Regions from separate parts of the Homo sapiens genome. Here all the other regions are linked to region 3. Evidence: chromatin loops called from intact Hi-C (ENCODE). Cell type or tissue: A673. All regions are shown on one strand. Region 1 overlaps LOC107985698 (a long non-coding RNA gene). Region 2 has its middle 54 kb from the start of ACTRT1. Region 3 holds the start of LOC107985699 (a long non-coding RNA gene).

The links. Peaks named below come from ENCODE experiments on the same cell type or tissue, not always from the same donor. Only the 100,000 strongest peaks of a DNase experiment are listed, where the experiment ranks them.
Region 1: a loop joins it to region 3, with 5 times the contacts of the local background. A loop is called at or near these places in 2 of 110 quality-filtered maps.
Region 2: a loop joins it to region 3, with 8 times the contacts of the local background. A loop is called at or near these places in 4 of 110 quality-filtered maps.

What each region holds. Positions count from the first base shown.
Region 1 is chrX:128,517,272-128,519,771 of GRCh38, forward strand. The region is part of intron 4 of LOC107985698 (a long non-coding RNA gene); the gene reads right to left. Among named protein-coding and RNA genes, the nearest start is that of ACTRT1, 470 kb to the left of the region's middle. In A673, a CTCF peak has its summit at 1,457 (motif pointing left); a DNase peak (open chromatin) is centred at 1,450.
Region 2 is chrX:128,105,368-128,107,867 of GRCh38, forward strand. No RefSeq gene overlaps it. Among named protein-coding and RNA genes, the nearest start is that of ACTRT1, 54 kb to the left of the region's middle. In A673, a CTCF peak has its summit at 1,435 (motif pointing right); a DNase peak (open chromatin) is centred at 1,464.
Region 3 is chrX:128,780,578-128,783,077 of GRCh38, forward strand. LOC107985699 (a long non-coding RNA gene) reads right to left here and starts at 2,032. Exons shown (of 3, transcript XR_001755959.1): 1 at 1,026-2,032. RefSeq lists enhancers at 1,786-2,323, 2,324-2,500. In A673, a CTCF peak has its summit at 1,140 (motif pointing left); a DNase peak (open chromatin) is centred at 1,124; H3K27ac peaks cover 1,035 bases.

The DNA.
Region 1 (2,500 bases), 260 kb before region 3:
CATATCTTTTGAGAAAAAACAATGAAAGTCAATACAGAGGCGAAGCAAACATGGATACTGAAGACAGAGGAAGCTGGGAAGCTTGCATGGAGTCATTGAGTGCCAGGACCAGCTCCTAGTCCTGAGCAGGTCCGAAGGAAAGGATAAGTGAAGAAACTACAGGGCACCACTCTCCCGCTGTAGACCTCTGATTTCCTAGCTATAAGAGATTTCATGACCCCTATACACATTTGAATTGGCAGGGGGAACAGCCCAGAGAATACGCAGAGGCCCAGTAGGTTTAACACACGGGACAGCTGTAGCAAATCGTGATCATAGGTGCTCATCCCCCAAGGCTCTCCAACTTGTTCTGAATGATCACAGCCTCTGCTGAATGCCTGGCTGAGAGAGAGCAAGACTGCCTTTCCTGCAGGACCAGAGCACATCTGATCTGCATTCTCCCTTGTTTTCCAGCCCCTGCCATGGTTACCTGGCTGCTCCTGCAAAAGCATACACATAGCATAACCTCTATTGCCCCAATTTTGTGTTCTACTGGTGACCTAGGAAAAGAATGGTCCCCGAAGTACAGCTGGTGCTCAACCCTGAGGGGCCAGAGGACAAAGCCACAGGCCTGATCCCAACCAACCCCACCCCGGGTCTGAGCACACTTCTCAGGGGTATTGAGCTGAGATCTGTGCCCTGACCTCCAGTGAGAGAGGAGCCCCCATTCCCAGAACACTGAGAAGAGTGAGTCACAGATTCGAGTTCTGGCATGGGAACTAGGCATTCCTCCCCCTGCAAGACTGGTCCAGGAATGGTGTAGCCTGTTTACCAACCATAGCCTCTGCCTGACGGAGCACTGAATACCTAACAGCCCAGTGATCTGGGTGCAGAAGGCTTGGGACAAAACTAGCTGGCTGGACCTGATCCTGGGATAGACATCAGAGGAAGACCACATTGGGAGAGTACAAGCTGGATGGTTCCTACAGTCATTTGATGGGCAAAAATCCCCAGGCCCCAGGTACCACACAAACTGCAAATCCACAACACCACTGCCCTGCCAGGGAATCCTTTGCCCTTAACCCACTGCCTCAACAGACCACCCAGCAACATACTCCACAACCTGCTCTGACTCTGCCAAGCTCAGAGGACCAGCAGACCCCTGGGAAATTGTAGGCCTCCTAGTGACCTAACCTTCAGCTCAGGCTGCCTCCAAAGGAGAGGAGGGTGTGCAGCTTGCCAGAACCTCCACTGGGGCTAAGGAAACATGGGCATGGTGTTGGAGTGATTGGAGGGGGATCCCCCAAGACCCAGTAAAATACTTGATGAGGGAGTCATCGCTCACCTGCTCCCCATCTCCATCTCCCCAGAGTACTGTTGCCAAAACACTGAAGTACAAAAGAGATGCACTGCTGAGTAAGAGCCTATCTGCCAGACCCTACCCTTAAGCACCATCTACTGGATCACAGCCTGAATTACACCACCATACCAAAATAAAATCCTTCAGCACACATCACCTCTGAAACCGAAGCAGAAAACTAGCCACAGCTAGGGAACCCGTACAGAGCCTTTACTCTCTGAAACCACCAAGAAATGAAGCCAAGAAACTGTACACAACATGCACCACAGTCAAATCCTTAAGGGAAACAAAGAATAAAAACACAAAAATCTCCCTTCAAACAACAGCAATTTCTAAAAGATAAAGAAATACCAGCTCTCTTAGATGGAAAAGAATCAGCAAAAGAACTCTGTCAATTCCAAAAGTCAGACTGTTTTATACCTTCAAAGAATTGCACTAGGACCCCAGCCATGGATCCTAACAAAATTGAAATGTCTAAAATAACAGATATAGAATGCAGAATCTGAAAGGAAACTCAATGAGATGCAAGAGAAAGTTGAAACCCGATACAGGGAAGCCAGTAAAATGATCCAAGTATTGAAAGATGACATAGTCATTTTAAGAAAGAGCCAAACAGAGCTTCTGGAATTAAACAATTTACTACAGGAATTTAAAAATACAGTTAGAAGTCTTAATAAAAGATTAGGGAGGAAGAGGTGGAGCAAGATGGCAGAATAAAAGGATCCACTGATTGTCCTCCCTGCAAGGACACCAATTTAACATCTTCTACACACACACACACACACACACACACACACACATACACACACACACAAATAAAAAACCTTAATAAAAAACAAAAACCAGGTGAGTACTCACAGTACCTGGTTTTAACTACATATTGCTGAAAAAGTAGAAAAAAATAGTCTTGAATTGCCAACGCCACCCCTCCCCTACACCCCAGCAGCAATGGCATGGTGTGGAGAGCATTTCTGTGTGCTGGAGAAGAAAGAGTGCAGTAATTGTGAGGCGCTCAACTCAGTGCTGCCCTGGTAGAACAGAAAGAAAATAATAGACAAAACCAGCTGATGCTTGCCAGTGAAGGGAGCATTTATACAAGCTCTGGGCAAAGCGAAATTGCTAATCCCAACAGTCCAAACTCCACTTTCAGGCAAGCATCGC
Region 2 (2,500 bases), 680 kb before region 3:
AACTATTCTACAGTTACAAGTTATCCTAAACTAATGACAACTTAACTTTGATCACAAAGAAAAGAAACTAACAAGCAAAGAAAAAACTAAAATATTCTACAAATTAAATCCATCTCTTCCTTTATGACATTTTGTTGTCTCAAGTTTTATTTTTTATGTAACCCATTTATTAACAGAATTATATATTTATTGTTATTTTTGACAGATTTTTCTTTTAGTCTTTATACTAAAGATATGAATGGTTTACACACCAAAAATACAGTATTAGCCTGTTCAGAATTATCTGCGCATTTGCTTTTACCAGTGAGTTTTACACCTTCAGATGATTTCTTGTTGCAGATTAACATCCTTTTATTTCAGATTGAAAGCTTCCTTTAGCATTTCTTATAAAATGGGTCTGGTGGTTATAAATTTCCTCAGCTTTTGTTTGTCTGGGAAAGTCTAATTCTCCATGTTTGAAAGATAACTGTGCTGAGTACAATAGCTTTGGTTGAGAGTTTTTTCCCCTTTCAGCACTGTGAATATATCAACCTACTCCCTCCTTGTCTGTAAGGTTTTCACTGAAAAGTCTGCTGCCAAATGTATCACAGCTTCTTTATATGTTATTGGCTTCTTCTCTCTTGCTCCTTTTGGTATTCTTTCTTTTTTTTTGATGTTTGAAAGCTCAATTATTATATGCCTCAAGTTCATTTTACTTGAGTTAAATTTGCTTTGTGTTTTTTGACATTCTTGTATTTGGATATTTTTATTTTTCTCAACATTTGGAAAGTTCTCCACTACTGTTTTTTTAAAATAAATTTGCTACCCCTATATTTTTCTCTATTCCCTCTTTAAGGCCAATGTCTTTTAGATTTCGTTTTTTACACTATTTTCTAGATCTTATGAACGTTTTTAATTCTTTCTCACTCTTTTTTCATTTTTTAATTTTCTAACTATGTATTTTCAAATAGCTTGTTTTAGAGCTCATTATTACTTTCTTCTGTTTGATTAATTTTGTGGTTAAAATATCTGATGTATACTTCAATTTCTTAATTGTATTTTTCAGCTCTAGAAATTCTGTGTGATTTTTAAAAAATTATTTCAATCTCTATTATTTCTTCTAATACATTTCTGAATTGTTTTTCTGTGTTTTCTTGAAGTTCACTGAGCTTCTGCAAGACAGCTATTTTAAATTTTCTGTCTAAGAGGTCATACATCTTTGTCACTCTAAGGCCAGCTACTGTGCTTTTTTTAGATTTTCTGATGAGGTCATATTTCCCTGAATGTTCTTGATGCTTGGAGATGTTCATCAATATCTGTGTATTAACAAGTTGGGTCTTTATTCCAGTTATTACAATATGGCCTTTTTAGTGCCTTTTTGTTCAGAGGGTCTTCCAATAATTCAAAGAGGATTTACTATTGAATTTCCTGAGCCTGTGAACACTGTAGCCACTTCAGCACTAGAGGGTGCACTAAGACAGAAATGTCGTGACTCTTGTAGACTCACAGATACCCAGCCCTTATGAACTTGAGGAAGATAACAGAGACACAGGCACACCCATGGCCACTACAGCTGGCATTGTATTGGGATGCACCTGAGTCCCACCCCCTCCCATATCAATGAAGTATCAGACCTCACCTAAGGCCCATGGCTGTTACTTACTGACTACTGCTGATGTTTCCTCAAGGCCTGAGGCCACATTCATCAGCCTGTGGTAAAGTGGACTAGGACATGAGTCCATCTCACTGTGGCAGGGTATTCCTTCCTCATCCTAGACTGGGATCTAGAAATGCCGTTCTGAAGCGACTGCCTGGAATCTGGGACACTGGTGCTCAGTGCTATGTTTTACTGCAGCAGGGCTGGTACTATGTTGCAAGGCAATATCCCTGTACTGTTCCCTCTTCTTTTCCCAAGTAAAAGAAGTCTTTCTCCACACTACAATGCCTGTAATTGAGGGAGGGGTGATGTGGGCTGCAACAGTTTTTGTCACAATGGGGTGTGCCCTGAGCACACAGCCTCCCAGACCAGCACAGCACTGGGGCTCACCAAGGACCAGGGTCACTATGGCCTGGCTGACACCAGACCACTTTATTCACCTATTGGTGAAGTGAGTCAGGTTTTGGTTTCCTCCCAAAGGGGTGGTAAACTTTCCTCTGGACCAGGCCGGGTATTAAATGCTTCCTTTGTGGGCACCAGCCTAAAGTCAAGGACTGAGAAAATCTGCCCAGTTCTCTGTTAGACTATAGCAAGACCAGCATTGAATTCCAATGCAAAATCCTTTACTCACTTCCCCTACTGTAACACTGCACACAGATTCTTTCTCCACACATCCAGCTTTCTTTTTTTTTCTGGAATTAAATTCAATAGTTTGTGTCTTTCTTGTTCATAGTATTCCCTAATAATTATTTGCATATTTGTAAATTGGTATTCATACTCTCTCTTTCCTTTCCAATTTCAGTAATTTACACATTTTTACTTTAAATCAGTCCACCTAAAGTTTTGCCGATCATTTTTAAAAGC
Region 3 (2,500 bases):
AATGTGACCCACAGAGAGCAGAGAAGAGTGAGGCAAGACAGTTGCCCACCTGGGATTGTCACAGAGGCAAGAGAGGCTCCCCGCAGCGGGGAAATGGTGAGTTGAGTCAGTGAGAACCCCAGGAGACCTACACTTTTGCCATGGCTTGTTTCAATCCTGGGCACAGGAGAGCCCCCAGTCCCCTCCCCCTGGGGCCTCCAAGCTGACATGGAGAGGTGTATGTAGTGTGGGCAGAGTCACCTCTCAGGCCTACGTGTAGCCCTAAGGGTCATGGATCCCTGAGCACCGCAGCACCAGCTGCCATAGCTCAGCCAACAAGGAAAGCCAGGTTCTCTCACATGTCCCCATGGCGCTGAGGAGCAGATGAACCACAAACCTCACTTCCTCACCTCTGTTACTCCTCACCAGGCAAAGCCCACTGGCCTGGAACCCCGGCACAGACACCCCACACCCGCGTGAACACTCAAGCTAGTAGTAGCTCTGCATTTCTCTGGGACAGAGCTCCCAGAGGTAACCAAAAGGCCTGCAGCTTTTGCCACTGCCTCAGCCCCCGCCCCTACTGCCCTCAGGCTGGGGAGGGAGAGAAGAGCCCAAGAACTATCACAGGCCTCCAGTATATCGCAGCTGCCTTGTGGAAAAGCAGCCAGACTGTTTTCCACATGGATCCCTGCCCCTGCTACTCCTTACTGGGCAGGGCCTCCTGATCTGGGCCACCAGCAAAGACACTTTCCCCTCACCTGAGTACTTCAGTCAGTGGCAGCTCTGTGTTTCTCTGGGGATGAAATTCCAGAAACAACACAGGCTCTCTGCCATTGCCACTGCAGTGGTATCACCCTTGCTGCCCTCAGGATGGAGAAAGAATAAAGACCCTGATTACTTTGCTGGCACCCCCAGCATGCCACAACTGCCAAATGGAGAGGAGCCTAGTCTCTCTTCTCTGTGAGACCCCAATCCCCTGATCTTCACCAAGCAGGCCCGCTGACTTGGGCCCACAATGCAACTGCCCCATTACAGGCTGAACATACCCATTGGCAGTGGCTTTGTGTCTCTCTGGTTTGGAGTTCACAGAGGCAAATGACAGCCCATCTGCCACTGTCAATGCAGTGGTATCAGCCATTGCTGCCACCTGGTGGGGGAAGAAACAAAAAGCCTCAGAACTTTACTCACATCTCCAGCATGCCACAGACACCCTATGGAGAAGAGACCAAACTGTCTTCCCTGTGAGCTCCCTGCCCCCACTGCTAATCACCAGGCAGGGCCCCTGGCTTGGGCCCATAATGCAGCCACCCTACACCAAGATAATTTTTCTGATTGGCAGTGGCTCCTCATTTCTATAGGGTGGGGGTCTCAAGGGACAAGTAAGAAGCCCTCTGCCATGGTCACTGCCAAGGTCCTTGCCCTGGCTTTCCCCAAGCTTGAAGGGAACAATAAGCCTGAGTTAGCCCCAGGGCTTCAGTGTGCAGCCTAGGAGTGCCAGGCTGAGATCTGTGGCCAGCACTTGAGTATGAGAGGAGCTCACATTCTCAGGGCAAAGAGAGAGAACATGAGTGGAAACACAAGAAAACGCTGAGGAGCCATGTGGCTAAGAGCCCAACTACAAGCCATTATCCTTCCGCGCCATCTACTGGGTTGCGGCCCAAGCTTCAACACCAAAAATACTTTGCTAATATACCCTCCTGTGAAGACAAGGAGAAAAATTCAGCCACAAATAAAGATCATGTACAAAGCATCGCCCCTCTGAAAACATCCACAAATGAAGCCAACTGATTATACTCAAATTACACCAGAATTAAAGGAACATTAGCCAGCACAGATGAGAAATAACCAGTGCAAGAACACTGGCAACCCTAAAAGCTAAAGTGTCTCCTTATCTCCAAATGACCACATTGACTCCCAGCAATGCTTCTTAACCAGAATGAAATGGCTGAAATCACAGACATAGAATTCAGAATCTACATGGCAATGAAGACCATCAAGATTCAGGAGAAAGTTGAAGTCCATTCCAAGGAATCTAATGAATTCGGTAAAATGATTCAAGAGATGAAAGATGAAATAGCCATTTTTAAGAAAGAGCCAAGGGGAGGAGCCAAGATGGCCGAATAGGAACAGCTCCAGTCTACAGCTCCCAGCGTGAGCGACGCAGAAGACGGGTGATTTCTGCATTTCCATCTGAGGTACCAGGTTCATCTCACTAGGGAGAGTCAGACAGTGGGCGCAGGTCAGTGGCTGCGCGCACCGTGCGCGAGCCGAAGCAGGGCGAGGCATTGCCTCACTCGGGAAGCGCAAGGGGTCAGGGAGTTCCCTTTCCTAGTCAAAGAAAGGGGTGACAGACAGCACCTGGAAAATCGGGTCACTCCCACCTGAATACTGCGCTTTTCCGACGGGCTTAAAAAACGGCGCACCAAGAGATTGTAACCCGCACCTGGCTCGGAGGGTCCTACGCCCACGGAGTCTCGCTGATTGCTAGCACAGCAGTCTGAGATCAAACTGCAAGGCGGCA